Linked DNA regions of Homo sapiens: region 2 is linked to region 1. Evidence: chromatin contacts called from ENCODE Hi-C or POLR2A ChIA-PET data. All regions are on one chromosome and are shown on one strand. Each heading gives the region's core, a stretch centred on a gene start or an enhancer-like site at or near the end of the contact. The rest is flanking DNA. Distances are from core to core; before and after follow the strand shown. Region 1 overlaps ARHGAP21 (Rho GTPase activating protein 21). Region 2 overlaps PRTFDC1 (phosphoribosyl transferase domain containing 1).

The links. Hi-C counts contacts between places; a loop is a spot of excess contacts on that map. ChIA-PET counts read pairs that join two places held with the same protein, here RNA polymerase II (POLR2A). Pooled maps may share reads with other maps.
Region 2: a pooled map shows a loop between it and region 1 (8-fold over the local background). The contact joins two enhancer-like sites. A Hi-C loop is called at or near these places in 1 of 168 maps with a recorded cell type or tissue (Calu3) and 7 of 50 pooled maps. POLR2A ChIA-PET finds 5 or more read pairs at or near these places in 3 of 52 experiments (CD4-positive, alpha-beta T cell, GM12878 and activated naive CD4-positive, alpha-beta T cell).

Annotation. Positions count from the first base shown.
Region 1 is chr10:24,703,419-24,709,009 of GRCh38, reverse strand. The region is part of intron 2 of ARHGAP21 (Rho GTPase activating protein 21); the gene reads left to right. Among named protein-coding and RNA genes, the nearest start is that of ARHGAP21, 18 kb to the left of the region's middle. Within about 2 kb of position 2,345, at least 3 of the 41 ENCODE cell types and tissues checked have a DNase peak (open chromatin) inside an H3K27ac peak, as active enhancers do.
Region 2 is chr10:24,898,834-24,904,424 of GRCh38, reverse strand. All of the region lies in intron 3 of PRTFDC1 (phosphoribosyl transferase domain containing 1), which reads left to right. Among named protein-coding and RNA genes, the nearest start is that of PRTFDC1, 51 kb to the left of the region's middle. Within about 2 kb of position 2,329, at least 19 of the 41 ENCODE cell types and tissues checked have a DNase peak (open chromatin) inside an H3K27ac peak, as active enhancers do.

The sequences.
Region 1 (5,591 bases), core at 1,096-3,595:
GAAAACTGTGTGGAGATTTCTTAAAGAAGTAAAAATGGAACTACCATTTGACCTAGGAATCTACTCAAAGGAAAAGAAATCCACTTATCAAAAAGATATCTGCTCTTGTATGTTTGTTGCAGCACTATTCACAGTAGCAAAGATATGGAATCAACCTAAGTGTCCATCAGTGGAGGAATAGACAAAGACAATGTGGTATATTTGGAATGGAAGACTATTCATGGAATACTATTCAGCCATAAGAAAGAATGAAATTATATCTTTTGCAGCAATGTGGATGGAACTGGAGGACATTATCTTAAGTGAAACAAACCAAGCACAGAAAGTTGAATATTGCATGTTCTCGCTCATAAGTGGGTGCTAAAAATTTGTACACATGGGTGTAGAGAGTGGAAGGATAGACAATGGAGACTCAGAAGGGTGACAGAGTGGGAGCAGGTGAATGACGATAAATTAGTTAATGGGTACAGTGTGTGTTATTTGGGTGATAAATATACGAAAAGCCAACTTGACCACTACACTATCTATGCAGATAACAAAATTGCATATGATACCCCATAAATTTGTACAAATAATAATAATAGAGTTGAGCCATGGGATCAGCCAGTATTCAAGAATTAGCCAGGAAATCAAGAATTTTGGTTGGTCTAGCAAGTCAGTTAGGCAGAGTTCAATTAAGCCAGCATCTATGGTAATTATAGTTTTGGGAGTTGATGAGGTCATTGAGGGAGGGAAGAGGGTCAAAGTCCAGAATCTGAGGAACACCACCAATTAAGGGACGGACAGAGGCCGACAAACCAGCCACCAAGGCGAACTAGTTAGAAACAAGCTTTTCAGTAGCCTCAGTTTTCAGATTTTGAGGACTTTGAATTTGATCTTTATATTTAGCCTTTGGCAAGCTTCCAGCAGCAGCATTGTTTAACCTAGCTTCTCTCAAATTTATTTTGCTATTGAAGACTTTTTTTTACTTAACTGTAGTTTATATTCTGCATCCTATAAAACAAGTAGGAACATACTTGGGAAACACTGCTGTATACAGGCAGAAAGGAGCAACAGAAGGAATTTATAGAGTAGTCATATGATTAGCTTTTAGTTTAAAAGGTGCTTTTGTTAGTCCTGAACAGACAAGATTCCAGAGAGGGGTGACAGGATGTTTGGGAGACCAACTAGATGCCCTGTGATAATCCAGGAGAAAGTTGATGGGGGTCTGAATTTAGGCAGTGCCGGTGGAGTGGAAAAAGGACAGTTCATTATATGTTTTGGGAGAAGTGACATGATTTGGTAGCTAGATATGAGAGGTAAGGAAGGAGGAGTCTAAGATGACTCTGGTTTCTGTTTGGGTGACTAGGGGGATGAGTTGTACAGCCACTATGCAGATTAGGGAATAGAGGAGGTCGTGCAAGTTTGGAGGGAAGGTGATGAATTCAGTTTTGGACATGTAGTATGTAGGTGTATGTGCTTAGCAAGTGTTTAGTCACGCAGATTTGGAGCTTGGGAGAAAGGGTGGTGTTGAAGAGGGCTTTAGAAATAATTCATAGTTAAAATCACAGGTTGAGGTGACTTCACCTATGGAAGTGTAAGAAATTAGAGGGAGGTCAAGGATAGAATTCTGATTTAGACAGAAAGGGGTGATCATCTTGAAACTATTAATCATTTATTAGATATCTGTTAGACACTGTTTTAAGCATGTTACAGATGTTATTTCAGATTAAACCTCGTGAAGGTATGTCTCCATCTTACAAATGAATGATTTGAAGCTTAAAGGATAAGTCTTTAGCCTCCTTGGTCATACATCTGTCTTATTAAGATCTAGGCTTTTCTCACATTGCTACATTGCCTTTTGCAAAGAAGTAATAGTTAAAGAAGTAGTAAGAGAACAAAGAGACTGGAACTGTGGTACCCAGGATGAGAGCCATTGAAGGAGTTGTTAGCTCTGTGTGGCGCTACTGAGAGGTTAAGAAAGGACGGAGTACCCTTTGGTACCCTTGGGATCAAGTCAGTGTGAGCGTCATTGATGATGGCACAGCCTTGTGTTGGAATTTGTTTGCTGTGGACCGGAGCCAGCATAGTTGATTGATTTATATACCACCTCCCCAGGTTGTGTTTTCATTGAATGACTAAAGATGCCCAGAAAAGAAGGAAAAAGCAATAACCTTTTACAAATTAAATAATGTTAAATACTCAGTAAGAATTTTATGAAAACTTTCCTTCATGATCTAATAATTTAAATGTACTGGTGGGAACTACATTTGGGAAGATGATGTCGTTCTGCCAGTTAGCTATTGCTGCTTAGACAGGAAAGGGAGGGGAAGATCTTATTTGTGGACCACATCACTGCAGAGCTCTCGTAACCCCGCTGCTCTGCTGACAGAAGCTGAGTCAGAGAAGAGATGCAGACTGTGCTATAGGCAGTCATGGCCCAGTTCAGGATTTTAGACTGCATGATCAACCACAATTGGAGTTTGTTGTGCAATCTGTATTGTGCATGGAGTGGTCAGGTTTGTTTCATAAGTGTGTATGTATATATTTGCTTTTTAATTCAAAACTGCTATGATGTATAAAGCAAAAGTAAATCAGGATATAAAAACACTGTCTTCTTGTAAGAGTAGGAAAGTAATCTTTTAGAATTTTTTTTTTGTCAAAATACCTGTTTAATGTGATAAATCTAATGATCTGAATTACTTTAAAAGAATTAAGTTAATTCTTAAGTAGCACAGATGAGACTATTTGCAGAGCTTTAAGTGGTGGAGGAGGGGAAGTTAGAATGAATTACTTAAAAGTGGCCAACAATTAAAGCAATATAATTGTAACATAAATGTTACATATTTTTGAAGGCATCTGACATTGTATTTATTAGAAAGTAGGCAAGATTTTGGAGTGAGTTGCTTTTTAGCTAGTTTTTCAGTTTTAGTGAAATATGGTTCTTGAGTTCTTTCACAGTGGGATTAAATGGAAGTACTTTTTAAAACTTTTTTGATTACTAGTCTGTTTAGAAAATGGTTATTTTGCAATAGAGAAAATCTGCTAGGTTAGCTATTGTCTGCTTTTGAGTGTTCTTCCCTAAGAAGCAAAAGCTCTTATTTTTCCCTTTATCCCTCGATCAACATTGTTATTATCAGACCTTTGTTGTTAATCGTAGATAATATTGTACAAATTCAGCATAATGGCTTCTTTTACAGAATAGAAAGCAACGTGAATGATAGCTTTTGTTCCAGTTATCAGTGAATCTTTAAAAACTATGAATTATTTACCTCGTAGGTTATTCATCACTTTGTGGGTATTTGTCTTCCTTACTAAAAACAAGTTATTTAATATTGTTTGAAATTTAAAAGGAAAACAGTTGAAAATGTAATTGAAAGCAATGAATGATAAATAAAGCACACTGACCATGCTTGCCCCAGCCCCAACCATTTCTCAGTTCTTCCATAACTGTGATGTGAGCTTCTTCGTTTATGATATGGAATTAGTTCCCAGTGGTACTTTGGGGTGTCCAATACTTTTCTTTATGTACTGTTTTCTCTATTCTGGAATGGTGAAAAAATATTTTCATAGTTTAGGCTGGGCATAATAGACTAATGTATCAGAGAAATCAGAGATGGAGAAGGTCATTTAGTCTCTGTTTGTTTCACCGTAAGATTGATCCCTCAATGCACTTTCTAGTCTGTGCCTAATGGATTTACATTACCGTAAAAAATATGGATTTTGAATGGCTGCTAAGAGGATAAAAGAAGATAGATACTGGAATTATCTTAACATGTAAAATTCATAATACCAGGAGCCTAACGAAGCTGAAACTTAAAATTTTTTAGCGTTTAGTGACTAGTTTACAGCAATTACTAAACTCATTAGTTAGTCTCATCATCAGAAAACTTTCTAGTTTGAGGTCTGAGACCTTTTTAAGACGTCTTCATTCTGGGTAATCCCAAAGGAATTTAATTTGAGTTGCAATAGAATCTAGGGGTGCATTGATCCAGTAAGCCAGCGATATCAAAAGTGCTTTTTTGGATGTGCCTTGGCCTGGGGTTTTTTGCTAGGATTGTTGTTGCTACCATCCTTGTGGTTTAGGTCTGATAATCAGCCATTTAGTTGCCAATGTCTCTGAGAAGAAGAGTTTTTAGGCCAGGCATAATGGCTCATGCCTGTAATACCAGCACCTTGGGAGGATCACTTGAGCCCAGGAGTTCGAGAGCAGCCTGGCCAACATGGAGAAACCCTATCTCTACCAAAAATAGAAAAATTACCACCAGACGCGGTGGCTCACACCTGTAATCCTAGCACTTTGGGAGGCCAAGGTGGGCAGATTGCCTGATCTCAGGAGTTCGAGACCAGCCTGGGCAACATGGCAAAACCCTGTCTCTACTAAAAATACAAAAAAAATTAGCCAGGCGTGGTGGCATGTGCCTAATAATCCCAGCTGCTTGGGAGGCTGAGGCATGAGAATCGCTTGAACCTGGGAGGCGGAGGTTGCAGTGAGCCGAGATTGTGCCACTGTACTCTGGCCTGGCAGTGGAGCGAGACTCTGTCTCAAAAAAGAAAAAAAAAAATAGAAAAATAAGTCAGGCATGGTGGTGTGCACCTATAGTCCCAGCTACTCGGGAGGCTGAGGTGGGAGGATCACCTGAGCGTGGGATGTGGAGGTTGCAGTGAGCTGAGAATGGGCCACTGCACTGCAGCCTGGGCCACAGAGTGAGACCCTGTCTCAAAAAAAAAAAAAAAAAAAGAAAAGAAAAAATGTAGAACTTAGCATAAAGTAAAAATGGCATATGACATCTCCTGTGGCTTCTGTGTCACCACTTAAAGTATTTGGTGGAGGTCACAAAATCAGTACTTTGGGAGCCAGGCAGTTGAAGAGTAAAGAAAGTGAGTGGATCACAGTCAGGGGTTAGACAATAGAGGCTGGTGGAGACCATGGATAACTAGAGATTTGGCTTTAGGAGATTGTTGTCATGTTGTACCCACTGTTGTCAGATCATTTAGATTTCAAGAGAAGCTGAAAATTTGAATTTTCATGTTAACGTGTCCTAATTTTTAAATGTTGATGACTAATTCAAGGTTTTCAAAATAGTGAGATCTAAGCAAAATACATCTGCTGACCAGATGTGGCTCTAGGCTTTTAGTGTGTAACCTCTTGTTTATAGGAATACTTAGGACAGCACTTGGTTTCTTTGAGTTTCACCGTTGAAGCTAAGCAGTAATCAAGGATGCTGCCGGATACCCTTGGAAAGCTTATGGTATAGGTCGGAAAGAAGTATGGGTGAGAGAAAACAAGTCGCAGAAAAGGCAGGATGGGAAGGAAGGAGAACAACTGAAGGAGACAGACAAAAGAAATGATACCATGGGAAGTGGGAGAGTGGCCATCATGTTTCTCAGGTTGCATACTGAGAATTCTGCAAGGTAACATTACTTATTAAATATTACCACTGTTGTATGGAGGCAGTATAGTGTTATAGTTGAAAGTGCAGAGTTTAGTGCCCAAGAACTGAATTCAAGGCCTGGAGTTGTTCCTGGCTCTGTGGCAGTGGTATGGCTTGAGTGTTACTTGCCTTCTCCTCTCTGACAGTACCAACATCAGGGATTGTTGTGAAGTTTAA
Region 2 (5,591 bases), core at 1,080-3,579, 200 kb before region 1:
AGATGTCTTTGAGGGGGGACATCTCAATAAAGATATACATTAATGTGACCTGCTCCTCACAAGTGGGTCATTCCCACAGACTAGCTTTTGTCAGCTTCATAATAAGAATATTTGCAAGTCTGAGATTCCTTGTGTGTGTGTGTGTGTGTGTGTGTGTGTGTGTATTACATTTTAGATGAAAGAGAATCTTAGTGGTATAAATGTGCAGCCCACTCAGGGCCGGTACTGAAACAACTCCCTTTGTTCCCATCAGATAAATTTCATCCACACAAGCTACCTCTGTTAAATTTTAGTGCTTTACAGTTTAGTTAGCCCAAAGAAAGACTAAAATTTTCAGTTTACAGTTTAGAAAGAATAGAACAAGGCCAAGAAGGAATAAAGTGATACTTTTTTTCTCAGTGACCCTCTTCAAATACAGTTCTTAGAATAGAACTCCAGCTCGGTGCAGTAGCTCACAGCTGTAATCCCAGCCCTTTGCGAGGCTGAGGCAGGAGAATCACTTGAGCCCAGAAGTTTGAGACCAGCCTGGGGAGGTTAGCAAGACCCAGCCCTATAAATTAATAATAATAATAATAATAATAAATTAGCTGGGTGTGTGGTTGTGTTCGCTTGTAGTCCCAGCTACTTGGGAGGCTGAAGAGAAGATCACTGGAGCCCAGGAGCACTGCACTACAGCCTAGATGACAGAGCAAGACCCTGTCTCAAAAAAAAAAAAAAGAATACAACTTCATCCTGAGAAGGAGTGGATACACAAAATGAAGAGAATATCAAACCAGAAGACCAGCTCCTACTCCTGGCTCTGCCCAAGCCAGCTGTGAGACCTCTCTAGACTTCAGTACTCTCTGGGACTTCGTTTTCCATAAATAGTGTAGGATGATTGTATTAAAATAGAAGCTTCTTAGGAACTAGGGCTGTGCCTATTAATTTCTTCCTATACTTGGCACCTTTTAAAAACTTTGAATTGAAGTGCAATATACATTCAGAAAAGTGTCCACATCATGAATGTTCAGCTTAATGAATTTTCCACCAAGCGAACAACCTTGTGTATAATCATTACCAGTTAACAAATAGAACATTACCAATCGTTGGCTTTATTAGTCTTCACTTTATAGGGGATGCCTAATAAATAATTTACTTAGTAAATGCACCTTAGTAAAAGGTGCAAACATGTTTTCTCACAACAATCCCTATATTTTCTTTTTTCTTACTTTTTTTCTTGAGATGCAGTTTCACTCCTGTCACCCAGGCTGGAGCGCTCACGATCTCAGGCACGATCTCAGCTCACTGCAACCTCTGCCTCCCAGGTTCAAGTGATTCTCCTGTCTCAGCCTCCTGAATAGCTGGGATTACAGGTGCCTGCCACCACACCCAGCTAATTTTTTGTATCTTTAGTAGAGATGGGGTTTCACTATGTTGGCCAGGCTAGTCTCGAACTCGTGACCTCAGGTGATCCACCCGCCTTGGCCTCCCAAAGTGCTGGGATTACAGGCATGAGCCACTGCATCTGGCCCCTATATTTTCTTATTAAATTCACAGGAGAAAACTTGAGCCAAATAATCTAACTCAGTCTTTCACGACCTTCTTAAAATCAGCAGATATTTGACAAAAGAATAAATGAATAAATATCCAAACCAATAATTATGTCAGAGTATCAAGGCAATGAGGAAGAAGGAAATCTAACTGTAATCTTGTTAGAGTCCATTTTACTTTCCTTCTTGTTACCTTGTCACTGGGTGATGAGAAAAGACAGTTCTCTGAATTTGTCATTCTCTTTGCTCTAAGTTTGAAGAAAAATATAAAAGTCAACTTTCTCTGGAGCACCTAGAAAAATCGCCTTTCCTAAGACAGTTTGCACTGCAATGGAATTTATGAGGAGGAGATTCTAGTCTTGGTTCTGATGTACTCCACCAAACCACCAGATCTTGGACAGAAGTTGACTGGGTCTTTCCTTTGCAAAAGGCCTGAACTACACATTTCCTAGAATTCATTCCTGCTCAAGGTTCCAATGACATGCACCTTTTCAAGATGATCAACTGTACTGAAGGTTACAGTCTGTGGCCCTGGAGCAGATAAAAATAAAGTGGGGCCCTGTAATAGTGAGTCATTGGCATCCGTCCACAGCTCTATGAGTTGGCCAAACTAACCAGGCAGAGATTAATGCCTAACTAGAATGTGGATTGCTGCTTTGCAAAAGAGCAGTTGGAAGATTAAGGAGAAAAAAAAAAAATCCTGGATAATCACCTCCCTCCTCCATCCAGCAATGAGGCAGCTTTGATGAGTAATCCATTGATTGCTATGAGCCATCAGTTTCCTTCTTTCCCTCCCTTTGCTGCAGCAGTTTTCACTGCCAGTAACCACTGCAGCTGTGCAGGGATCGTCACCAGGACACACCCCTTCACTCTGTTCTCCACCACCTCCTAACAACCAACCACGCCTTAGATAAAGGGTGCAGGAATTGCAGCAAGGGGCTTTGGCCCTTGTGGGTGGATACCTGTGGCAGTCACCGTGCATTTAGACCATCTGTGGTTGGGGAGTTGGCTGTTCATGCATGTTCTGGAAGAGAAATTCACTGCAAATGCAGAGTGAGCCAACACAACAGTAAGAGATTCTCTGCATGACTAGTATAAAATCATGTGAAAGATTAGAAATGAAGTCGCTTTGTTTCAGCCTCTATTTATCTATTTACTTACTTATTTGAGACTGGGTCTTTCTTTGTCACCCAGGATGGAGTGCAGTGGCGAAATCACAGCTCACTGCAGCCTCCTCCTACCAGGCTCAAGCGATCCTTTCGCCTCAGCCTCCTGAGTAGCTGGGACTACAGACATGTACCACTATGCCTGGCCAATTTTTTTTTTAACTTTCTGTAGAGACAGAGTCTTGCTATGTTGCCCAGGCTGGTTTCACACTGCTGGACTCAAGCAATTCTCTCGCTTTGGCCTCCCAAAGTGCTGGGATTACATTCCTGTTTCAGCCTTTAAAATAAAAAACATTTTAGGGTATGTTAGTAAGTGAGGTGGTGGTGGTCATTTCTCTTTAAATGAGACTTTCCATCTATAATTTCTATTTTTATTACACTCTCTCAGGCCTGCTGGGTTCCTTCACCCTTAATTGCTGACATTCTGCCAACAAAGAAACACCCACTTAGTTTCTTTCTTACATAGTTGCAAGTTCCTTTTTTCTTATTGACTTGATGTTACCCTGCTCTGCCATTCAAAAAACAAGAAACAAGAGCATGATCTGGCCATGTGAGAAACAGAGGAATTATAATTGTGGCTTGTGATACACATACATATAGGAACCAAGACACAATTTTCTGTTAGATTTGTAATGATGTCTGAAGCATATGATTCTGAAAAATTCGAGAAAACTAGACACATTTCCGATGCTATAATATGATTCTGAGTTGTACTTGCTTTGTACTTTGACAGTTTCAGGTTCCATATTCAGACCCACAAATTTCAAAATCTAATTGCAAACACCTGTTAGCGACAAGTTACCACAAAATAGTCTCCTTTCGTAGGGTCATGCCTGGGAAACAGAGCTCTTCCTTTTTAGGTACAAGCTTTATGCATAGATTTTTATTTATATAAAATGTTCGGCCCAAGTCTTTGTAAACAGTACTTACCCAGGTTATTTATTTTTTAATTCTAAATATAAACATGTACAAAATGTAGGAACTAAAATTTCCAAACTAACTGGCTTGCAAACAATATTATATAGATTTGTTGATTTGGTTTGTAGAATGTTTTTTATTCAATGAATTTTTTTCATTCAGTGAATCACTTTGATGAGAATATTTAAAAGAATAAAGAGCTGTATATCAAAAAGATCATATTTTTCAGCAAGTTATCCTTTCACAAAATTATTCCACACATTCCTTCTCCCTCTGTTTCCACTCAAGATTCTAGAAGGATCTGAGGTGTTGCCTTTCTGTTAATAAGAGGATAACTTTATGGAGCTGCAAAAGTTGATAGGAAAAATTCAGATGCAAAAGTTCTAAGTTACCTAAGGGTAAAATATCACCCACAGAGCTTCCGAGTTCCTGGCTTGTTAGTTTCTCTGCCTCTTTGAGCCTAGACATGGAACAGTGCGTAAGCTACACACCCAGAGCTAAGACACTGGGAATCAAGACCAGGGCAATGTTCCGTTTCTCACATCTGCTCAGTATTGGCTTAGGTTTTCTCAAGAATTTACATTTGGGAGGAAATTCTGTAGGGGCAAAGTTACTTAAGTTCTCCCAATCCAACAGTGTGGGAAATGGTATCAAATAAGTAGGCCACTTTTCAAAAGGGAGAGGCTGCATCAGTAAATTAGGAGAACTGTGGAATTCTGCCCATTGATGGAATAGCTTAAGTTTTTTTAAATTGATTTTTAAACTGTCACCAGCTAGCAGTCTCCACATATCTACCACTTTCTTCATAAATAAAATGTGTGAGTTCTATAAAATTTCTGAGTTCTTTTCCAATCCATTTTCCACCAATGCCCTAAATCCCCCAATACCAGTAGATGAGAGTCCACAGATACCCATATCTGTAAAATAAAGAAATCCACAAAAGCAGCATTATTGTTCAACTCGGAATACTTCCCGCAACATTGTTGGCTGTTCTCTAACTGAATTAGAGCATTTTATTGTTGTGGGAACATGTTTAAAATGACCATCATTCATCATTGTCATCTGTCTCTATTATCTTGAAAACTTGGATTTTTAAAGAGCCATGTTGTATTTTTTCTTTGTCTCTAAAGTATATGGTTCAGATGTCAGATGTGGCATCTCTGATGATAGCATGGTAGAGTCCACTTTCTGGTTAGTTAAAAATCAGTATGCTCTAGAAATGCTCTGCTTGATTTCCATATAATGGGTAAATTGTTATTTCCCAAAATCAATTCCCACCCCCTAAGTTTTGTGGAGGATGCGGTCGTTGGTCAGAGGTGGCAGGTCATTCTGTTTGGTCCCACTCAAACAGTATAGCCGGGAATAGTTATACAGAGCTCCAAGCGTATAACCCCAATCCAGTTGATCTCAGAGCATTTCCCAACCACACAGTCACAAAGGAATGCCTTCACTTGCAATAAAATAAGACAAAGTTGTGCTTTAACCTCACAAGAAGAAGAGGTCCAACTACTGTGGAAAGAAAGCATTGACCAATAATATTATCAACTGATGTTGTGGGAGACACAAATTGGGGGGTGGCTCCCTGGTTCCAGCAATTTCCTCAGTTGCCCCAACGGTGGTATTCCATTCACTCCACTGCTCTCATAGGAGATCCACATGGCCCCTTGGTCACAGCACTTGATGGAAGGGTAGGTATTTTAGTCCGTTTGGGCTGCTGTAACAAAGTGCCATAGACTGGTTGACTTATAAACAATAAAAATTTATTTCTCACAGTTCTGGAGGCTGGAAGTCCAAGATTAAGGTGCTGGCATGGCTGGGTTCTGGTGAGGGCTTCCGGGTTGCATGTGGCCAGCTTCTTGTATCCAGAAAGACAAGCATTCTGGGGACTCTTTTATAAGGGAAAGAATCCCATGACTTAATTACCTCTCTGAGGCTCCCCCTCCTTATAGCATCATATTGGGGGTGAGGATTTTAATGT